Regions from separate parts of the Homo sapiens genome. Here region 2 is linked to region 1. A link is a contact called in ENCODE Hi-C or POLR2A ChIA-PET data. All regions are on one chromosome and are shown on one strand. Each heading gives the region's core, a stretch centred on a gene start or an enhancer-like site at or near the end of the contact. The rest is flanking DNA. Distances are from core to core; before and after follow the strand shown. Region 1 overlaps ALPK3 (alpha kinase 3). Region 2 overlaps PDE8A (phosphodiesterase 8A).

The links. Hi-C counts contacts between places; a loop is a spot of excess contacts on that map. ChIA-PET counts read pairs that join two places held with the same protein, here RNA polymerase II (POLR2A).
Region 2: a loop to region 1 is called in a map of K562, with 2.7 times the contacts of the local background. The contact joins two enhancer-like sites. A Hi-C loop is called at or near these places in 1 of 168 maps with a recorded cell type or tissue (K562). POLR2A ChIA-PET finds 5 or more read pairs at or near these places in 1 of 52 experiments (activated T-cell).

The regions. Positions count from the first base shown.
Region 1 is chr15:84,821,952-84,826,622 of GRCh38, forward strand. ALPK3 (alpha kinase 3) reads left to right here. Exons shown (of 14, transcript NM_020778.5): 2 at 1,379-1,417. Among named protein-coding and RNA genes, the nearest start is that of ALPK3, 6.9 kb to the left of the region's middle. Within about 2 kb of position 2,425, at least 10 of the 41 ENCODE cell types and tissues checked have a DNase peak (open chromatin) inside an H3K27ac peak, as active enhancers do.
Region 2 is chr15:85,008,520-85,013,190 of GRCh38, forward strand. All of the region lies in intron 1 of PDE8A (phosphodiesterase 8A), which reads left to right. Among named protein-coding and RNA genes, the nearest start is that of PDE8A, 29 kb to the left of the region's middle. RefSeq lists a silencer at 208-257. Within about 2 kb of position 1,857, at least 5 of the 41 ENCODE cell types and tissues checked have a DNase peak (open chromatin) inside an H3K27ac peak, as active enhancers do.

The DNA.
Region 1 (4,671 bases), core at 1,175-3,674:
GGCTGTGGTGGCGCCGGAGCATTGGGAAGTAGAGGGAATCTGGTTGCAGCGGGAGTGTGAGTAGATCAGGGAGGGCCCTACCAACCCAGTTAAGGAGTGGAGACTCAGCGTCCTCTACACTGGGGGACTGCAGCATTTTGTTAGAGAAGTGGGTTATATGAGGGGTTAAGGAGAGGGGGCTGAGGTGGTCATCAAATGTGGAGCCATGAGGGTCTAGACTGTAGTGCAACAACAAGAGCAGAGAGGAAGGGAGAAACAAGGGCCAAGAATTGTGCGGACTGGATTTGGGGTTGGAGAAGAAGTAGTCCAAGATGGCAGGTTTTGAGCTTAGGAGTTTGGGAGAATGCTGGAGGTATCTACCAACCCAGGAGCCCGGGGTTAGGGGTGAAGCCAGGTTTTAGGGAAAAGGATGGGTTTGGTGTTGTGGTTATAAAGAGATGGGATCCTCATAGAGCTTTCTTATGGTTAGAGACATAGACCGTGAGCACCATTGAACAGGCTGGGCTGCTGGGAAGGAAGGGAGAGCTCTTCTCATGATAGGGACAGCCGAAGGGAGTGTGGATGGGGTGACCTCTGACATCTCTCAAGGAGCTGGGATCCAGGTCCCCACTGGAGATTTTTGTATCAGGAAAGGAGGAGGGAGAGGGAACAGTTGGCTCATAGTAAGTGGGCTAGACTCCACTAAGGGGCGGTCCTGTGTGGGTCCTCATCCTAGTGCCCTACACAGTGGCCTTTCCTAGCTGCCCCAGGCAAGAGAGATGATTGGGGCCTCAGGCAGAATGGGCCTTGTGTGGACCATGGAGCTGGGTGCCTCCCAGCTCCTGCTGAATTAACTGCCTTGTTTTTCTCTTTTTCACTCTCCCAGCTGGTTTGCCTTGTGTGGCCTCTTTAACCATACTTTAACATATTAATGATGGGTGTTCTCCAAGCCACCTGTCTCTCCTAGCCTCTCAGGGGATTTCCAGGAATGGGGCTCTTTTCTCCCAAAGGCCAAGAATTGAAGCAGGAGCTTGCCCCCAGGCTGGTGTGCTGTGGGGTGGGGAAACATGCCAGGCAGCTGTAAGCCTCCCTCTTGGGGGCAGTGACCCAAATGCCTGGGACACACCTTTCTCAAAGCACAGCCCCAAAGGGCCTCCTTCCTGCCTAACCATTTTCCTGGACTCTGCTGCATTTAATGAGCTCTTGGTTTCAGATACATTGGTGTCCGGTGGTCAGGCCAGTTGCTAAATGGAGCAGGCCAACTAAGACAGCTGGTCCCTTTTAATAGAAAGGCTTCTGGGCCCCAGATGGTGGCCGATTAATAGTTTGCGACTGTTGATTTCGCCTACTTCCTTCTTGCTTTTTTGGCCTAATGATTCCATTTGCTGTTTTTGCTTAGCTTATCAAGCAACCGGTTGTCTCACCCCAGCTCTGGAAGGTAAATGCATATTGCACTACATTTCTCTGACTGCTTTTTCCTTGGGTCTGGGCATTGAGGGGCCACTGAGTGTCTGCTCGTGCACTAACCAGGCTGCATGGGGTGAGGGGAGAGCTGGAGGGTGGGTGGGGAGAGTGCAAGAAGGTACTCAGGTGAACATGGCTCTCACAGGGGGCCAGAGTTGATGCTTGCATGGGCCATTTGAGATGGGCACAGGATCTCAGGAATAGAAATATGGGCAGGGGTCTCTGAGATGCCTGCAATGACATCTCTGTGTCCCTAGGAGACACCATGGGAACAGAACAGAGAGCCATGAGTCATGTCACATGACCCACCTCTTCCCCATCCTAGGTTTTTTATTTCTTAGGGACAGGGTCTTGCTCTGTCATGTTGCCCAGGCTGGAGTGCAATGGCTCCCTGTAGCCTTGAACTCCTGGCCTCAAGGGATCCTCCTGCCTCAGCCTTCTGAGTAGCGGGGACTACAGGCATGCACCATGATGCCTGGCTAATTTTTAAAAATTTTCTTGTAGAGACAGAGTCTCACTGTGTTCCCTGGTCTTGAACTCCTGGCTCCAAGGGATCCTCCTGCCTTGGCTTCCTAAAGTGCTGGGATTACAGGCGTAAGCCACTGTGCCTGGCCCCAATTCTAGGTTTTCATGTTTTTTGTAACCACATACCTAGGTGTGATACCTTATTGTCTATCTTCTTCTAACCATGGTAACTGCCTTTTAAAATTTTTTTCTGCAGTCATTTAAGTTCTCCTTTTACCTCCTCTTTCTCTGAATTTTCCTTTCCTTTGGTTCCTCCCCATCCCTGAAGACTGTGAACTCTGTGAGATCAGAGAATACCACGTTAATGTATTCCTGCATAGCTTATTCTCTGAATCTGCTGCAGAGTCAGGGCAAGGTCTGGGCAGGCTCATGGTCCAGGTTTGCTGGGTGAATGACTGTCTTCTTGCCTCCTGAACTGAGGACAGCTCTTTACCCTTGGCTGAACTGACTGTTACAATCAAAATGGGAACATTTCCTGGCTACTTCCCACCACTTGGGCCTCATCCCAGACTCTGATAGTTTTGGGGAGAGCTAGCTACAGTTTCTTCACACAGAAAAAGATTTCAGAATAGCTAACTGGTTTCTAAATAGCTAATGTTTACAGACATGATTAGCAACTACTATGTCCATGGTCCTTGATGGGGATGAACACTGAGGAGACTTTGTTCTGTGTGGCTCATGGGTGGAACTGAGGATATCACAACTAATTCCAAGTGGAGTGTGGTAAGCGTTGACAGGAGACGACCTGGGCAAACCAAACCTTACCTAAGGGCGAGGTTAGGTTCCACTGAACATCATGAAAACCAATGATTCTGGTGTTCTTTAGAGACATATGATTAGTCTGTGATATCCTTGTGAAGTCATGGAGTTGGAAGGACTTGTCAGGGTTGGACAAGACCATTTCCAGATGTGTGGACTTCCTGGCTTTCCAGGGTATAGGGTGCAGCACACTCAGAGTCCATCCCACATTCGAATGGTTTGGAGGACGGGGACAGAAAGCTTGTGGCAACGAGAAGCTGTATGACATTCAGCAGAACATGACAGTATATACAGTGACTCTCCCTGTGCCTCCAAATGTACCCCAAACCCACTTCCCTGAAAGAGAAGGCTTTCAGCTAGCCACCCTTTCAGCTGTTACTTATTTTCTAATGTAAACATTTTTTTATAATACAGCTTAGGACCTAATGTGGAAAGTTTGAGAAGATATGTTCTTTTCCATTCAAAAAGAATGGTGAAGTAAAATAACTACTTGTTTTTATTTTATTATTATTTTTTTTTTGAGGCATCTCTCTCTGTCACCAGGCTGGAGTGCAGTGGCGTGATCTCGGCTCACTGCAACCTCTGCCTGCCAGGTTCAAGTGATTCTCCTGCCTCAGCCTCCCGAGTAGCTGGGACTACAGGCGCCTGCCACCACGCCTGGCTAATTTTTGTATTTTTAGTAGAGACGGGGTTTCACCACATTGGCCAGGCTGGTCTCGATCTCTTGACCTCGTGATCCGCCAGCCTCAGCCTCCCAAAGTGCTGGGATTACAGGCGTGACCCACTGCACCTGGCCTGTTTTTCATTATCTAGCATGAGCATTTGTCTCTGCAAATTTTCTTAAAACATAGTTTCCCTGTTGTCTCACTTATCCAGTAGCTGAAATGATTTCCTTAGACTTGTCCAGGCGGCTTCATACCTAGGAGCTTAAGCTGAATATTGGATCCAGGCTCAAGGTCATGGATGAGATAGGATTCAAATTATGCAGGGAGGACATAATTAGGGATGGTTTGAATTAATTGCAGACTCATGGAAGTAGGATTATGTTTAGCCTGGTGGTTTCTGGAAAGTGTTGATTGAGATTTGATATTTCCCCAAATCAGAAATTGCTGTTAGTATGATAGCAGCAAGAAACGTTTTCAGATATTAACACTTCCTGAGTGTTCAGGGAGTTAATAGCCTAGGCCCTGAGGACCCTCTATTTCTGAGTGGCTTAAGAAGAAAAGGAAAAGAAGCTTATTGCACAGATGAGTTGTAGGCAAGGGAAGGTTGTAGGGAGTGTTACAGAACATGTCTAACTGCAGACCCAGCTCAAATGTTCAGGTATGTGAGATTGGGATCCCCTTTATGGGTGATCTTTGTGGGGGAGGGCCCTTGTCAACTCCATGAATGCCCAGGTATCTACATTCCTGTGGTGAAACCACAGCAGGAACCCCATCAGTTCAGAAGTCTTACTTGATTCCAGATATTCTCTGGGGTACAACCCTTCTCCTCAAACTCAAGTCTAGAATAATATTCACAGAAAAGATACATCGAATGTGGAATCCCTCCCCACAAAGTGGAGGGTTCTAGATCCTGTTTGCTTCTGCTTCCACAGACTCTCTTAGCCCCTGGCAGAGAGGCCATGGACAGACAAACATTGCCCTTGGGTGACCATCCCTTCCTCTAAGGCACAGGGAAAGGCACCTTTGAATGATGTGTCTTTCTCACTACAGTTTCTCCTGCTTCTCTTCCCTTTGCCCCCTCACAGTCCTCTCTGCCGCTCACAATGGGATGTGTGCCTGGGGAGGGAGGGCCGGGCACGGCTTGTGCACCACACAACCTGCCTTCAGGTGGCGCTTCACACCTAGGAACGCACTGTGTCTCTGCTGGCCCTTGAAAGGGTTTGGCATGGTAGTTTGCTTCCTGGGCCCAGGAAGGAGAAGACTGTAAGCCTGAGCATTG
Region 2 (4,671 bases), core at 607-3,106, 190 kb after region 1:
TAATAACCGGACCCTGTGGCTGTGGACACATTCCCATTTTAAATTCTGCTACCAGGTATAGGTCTTGCTCTTATACCTTATCCTGGCTACCTGCCAGTACTCCAGCTTCCCCACAGCTGAGGTCTTCTTTGCATTCGGCCAAACCCTTTTCTGACTCCAGGCCCCAAGGGTGCGAGCCTATCACCTGATATGAACTTCCTCCCTCCTCTAGTCTGCCTGAATCCTCCATTACCACCTTCATCCCACCCTATTCCACCTTGCCCCTGTCTGCTGAGCCATCTGCATTTGCTGAACCTCGCTAAGGCATAGTCTGCCAACATTGTCTGCTGGGGGTACAGAGAGAGCCTCCCTCTCCCTGTGTCTCGAGTTCAGCACCTATTCCACCTTAGTAAGCCTGTGAGGCTTTCCAGGCATCTCTCCCAAGCTGGTCTGTCCCTTGTCTTCAGGGCTCCTGTTCTGACACTGGGCCCATGGGAGGTACAAGTTTTGAGTCCTGTAAAAAGAAAAAAGAAGGAAGTGTCCTTCACACAACTTCTGACCTTTTTCTTCACTTCCTGGTGTGTTAGTGTGTGAGAGAGAGAGAGAGAGAGAGTGTGTGTGTGTGTGTGTGTGTGTGTGTGTGTGTGATGTTTAGGGTCTGAGGATATTCAAAGTGGAAAAGGGTATAAGAGCTAGGTAATTTTTATTTTGTGACTAGGCAAAGGCAGTCTAAAAAACTGACCTATGGAGACAATTTTAGTTCTCTTCTACCTGTTAATGTAAGAGATGTAAAAACTAAAGTCTTTCTTTTCAAAGTGACTACTAGAAAATCCTTTTGGACTGTAGGTAATACAGAATGTTTATAATCAGACCAACAAAATACTATTCCTACACATTGTTTTCTATGACCTAGAAATAAGGATGTTACAGATCCTTCTTTGTAATGGAATTTGTTGTCCTAAGATCATACCCATTGTAAAATTTAGGACTTTTCGTTGGTAAATAATAAAATTTGTGGAAAGAAGTACTCACAAGGATTTCAGGCTGGAGAAGGGACTATTGGCCATTGTATTTTTCCTGGCCAGTTTTCATCAAAAGTTTAGATTTTCTCCGGACTGTGGTAGGTTATCTTGTCTGTTATGACAAAAACTAACCAAACAAAAAACAAATGTCACATGCTGTTAGCAGGAATGTAAATTAGCAAGATTACTTTGGAAAACTGTTGGCAATATTTACTGAAGTTGAAAATATGCATGTTCTCTCACCACCAGTTCTACTTCCAGTTATATAGCCAGCAGAAATGTGTAGATATGTTCACCAAAAGTCACTACTAGAATGTCCATTGTAGTATTAGTCGTACTAGCTAAAAACTAGAAATAACCCCATAGTTCATCAGAAGAATAAGCTGTAATATAAGCATATAATGAAACACTTTATAGCAATGGAAATGAAAGATCATTGCTACATGCAACACCATGCATGAATTTCATAAGCATCGTGTTGAGTGAATGAAGCCAGACAAAAAAAGATTACATGCTATATGATTTAGTTTATACAAAGTTCAAAATCAGGCAGAACTATGGTGTTGGCAGTTAGGACAGGGCTCACCTTTGAGGAAGGGGAGGGGTAGTGATTTGGAGAAGGCTTGAGGGCTTTTGAATGTTCTATTTTTGACCTAGGTGGTAATTATATGGGTGAGTTCACTTTGTGATAATTAACCAAGCTGCACACTTAGGGTTTATATTCTTTTCTGTAAGTATGTTAACCTTCAATAAAAATGTCCATCAAAAAAACTTTCAGTGTTTATTATACTTGAGCCACATGTTCATATGCACCTGTCCCTTCTGGTCTTAGGGACTTAGCATGTGCTTTAGCCTCAGTCTCAAACAGTTTGACTTCCTTTTTGCAAAATAATACTCATCATTTTGGAAACCTTATCTGATAAGCTGCTTCCCTCTCTTCCTTACACACAGAAGGGAGTGTGTAGTTTCCCTGTTATATCCTCTGTGGGCACCATGTCCTGAACCACAGCTAGGAGTTCACATGTCTGTATGTATTTGATTGCCTCTCCTGATGTTTAAACTTGAGGACGCTGGGCCTATTTATGCCAGTCATTATGTCTCTAGGGACCACTACAGTGCCTACACTCATTGGTATTTGTCAAATGAATGAACTGACTTCAAAGGGAACAGTCTTTTTTTCTGTCACCCATTTCAACTTTTAATTAGGGTTAGTAGGAGGTTGGAGCCCCTGTGAGGTTGCATGGAACATTTTTGAGATAATAGTGACTTTAATAGCCTTAAAGTATGACCTGTAGGAAAACTCAGCTGAAGGAGGGGAGCAGTTATTGGCTAATCAGTGTCCCTTAACCTAGTTCTGTGTTTCCCCCAGTCGTGTTCCTGAGAGTGAAGTTTATATATGATGACTTCATTTGTTCTGGCTTTTCTCATGACAATCCTAAGGTCAAGTCTATTTTAAGTCTGAGAAATATGTCCTGGAAGTTAGTTTCAGAGTCCCTATTTCCTTTTTCTCTCCTTTGTATTGAAATCTTGGCTGTCCTCCCCATTCCCTCCTTCCAAACTGTTCTTAGAAACGACTTTGCAAGTATCATAAATATCCTCTATGTTGATTTTTCTCTGAACTTTAGCTGTTCTTTTTCAGTTAGATATGGGGAAGTGGCACGTTCTCACTCACCATTCTAACCTGACAGAATTAAGCCAAAAGCAATGTTCAGATTGGCCCAGTAGGAAGACGAATTGAAGATGAGACATTTACATTACACTTTATTTGCTGGATGATTTTTGTAGGGTTTTTTTCTTCTTGTGTAATGTTGTTAGAAGACAGGTTTGGAGCCAGAGAGTACTGGTCCAAAACTCAACCCTGTCTCTCCCTGCTTTTTGACCTTTGGCAAGTTTCATAACCTTTCGGGGCCCTAGCTTTTTCTTATTTGTAAAGTGGTGGTAGTTGTCCAGTTTTAATTAAATTTTGAATGTAAAATGGTCTGTCAATGTGTAAAAAATTATAAAACACTCAATAAATTGCAGTTGCCTAAAAGGGAAGCTTCAACTTTATTGTTAGAAAAATAATGGTTTTCCTAGAAGAAAACCTAGGCATTACCATTCAGGACATAGGCATGGGCAAGGACTTTATGTCTAAAACACCAAAAGCAATGGCAACAAAAGCCAAAATTGACACATGGGATCTAATTAAACTAAAGAGCTTCTGCACAGCAAAAGAAACTACCATCAGAGTGAACAGGCAACCTACAAAATGGGAGAAAATTTTCGCAACCTGCTCATCTGACAAAGGGCTAATATCCAGAATCTACAATGAACTCAAACAAATTTACAAGAAAAAAAACAAACAACCCCATCAAAAAGTGGGCGAAGGACATGAACAGACACTTCTCAAATTAAGACATTTATGCAGCCAAAAAACACATGAAAAAATGCTCACCATCACTGGCCATCAGAGAAATGCAAATCAAAACCACAATGAGATACCATCTCACACCAGTTAGAAAGGCAATCATTAAAAAGTCAGGAAACAGCAGGTGCTGGAGAGGATGTGGAGAAATAGGAACACTTTTACACTGTTGGTGGGACTGTAAACTAGTTCAACCATTGTGGAAGTCAGTGTGGTGATTCCTCAGGGATCTAGAACTAGAAATACCATTTGACCCAGCCATCTCATTACTGGGTGTATACCCAAAGGACTATAAATCATGCTGCTATAAAGACACATGCACACGTATGTTTATTGCAGCACTATTCACAATAGCAAAGACTTGGAGCCAACCCAAATATCCAACAATGATAGACTGGATTAAGAAAATGTGGCACATATACACCATGGAATACTATGCAGCCATAAAAAATGATGAGTTCATGTCCTTTGTAGGGACCTGGATGAAATTGGAAATCATCATTCTCAGTAAACTATCACAAGGACAAAAAACCAAACACCGCATGTTCTCACTCATAGGTGGGAATTGAACAATGAGAACACATGGACACAGGAAGGGGAACATCACACTCTGGGGGCTGTTGTGGGTTGGGGGGAGGGGGGAGGGATGGCATTAGGAGATATACCTAATGCTAAATGACGAGTTAATGGGTGCAGCACACCAGCATGGCACATGTATACATATGTAACTAACCTGCACATTGTGCACATGTACCCTAAAACTTAAAGTATAATAATAATAGAATAAAAAAAAAAGAAGAAAATAATGGTTTTAACATACAGTATTGTTAGACTCCGAAAAGTAGATTAGGGCTTTCTTTTTAAGAATTTATTTGGAAATTAATTTTGATGATTTATAAATGATTATATAATACCCAGTTATACAATTTACCCTTGGGAACAAAGAAGGAAATATAATATTATATTGGCTTGTATAATCACCCTCTTACTTTGGAAACAAAAGAGTGGGAGTGGGAGAATTTTGGAGAACCTGATCCACTGTTAACTCTAATAATCGTTTCCTGAAGAACAGCCCCATCCACAGTTAAACAGAAATCTGGGGATATTAAATGGAGCTTTGTACTCTTGTCACTTTTTTCTTTCTTCATCAATTTCTAGTTGCTTAGAATTAAGGGCTACACTAAATGACCCTGCATTTGTTGGTGAGAACAGGGGAAGCAGAGAGATGTTTTGTAAGGGATGGAAGGTAGTATTTACATACAAAAT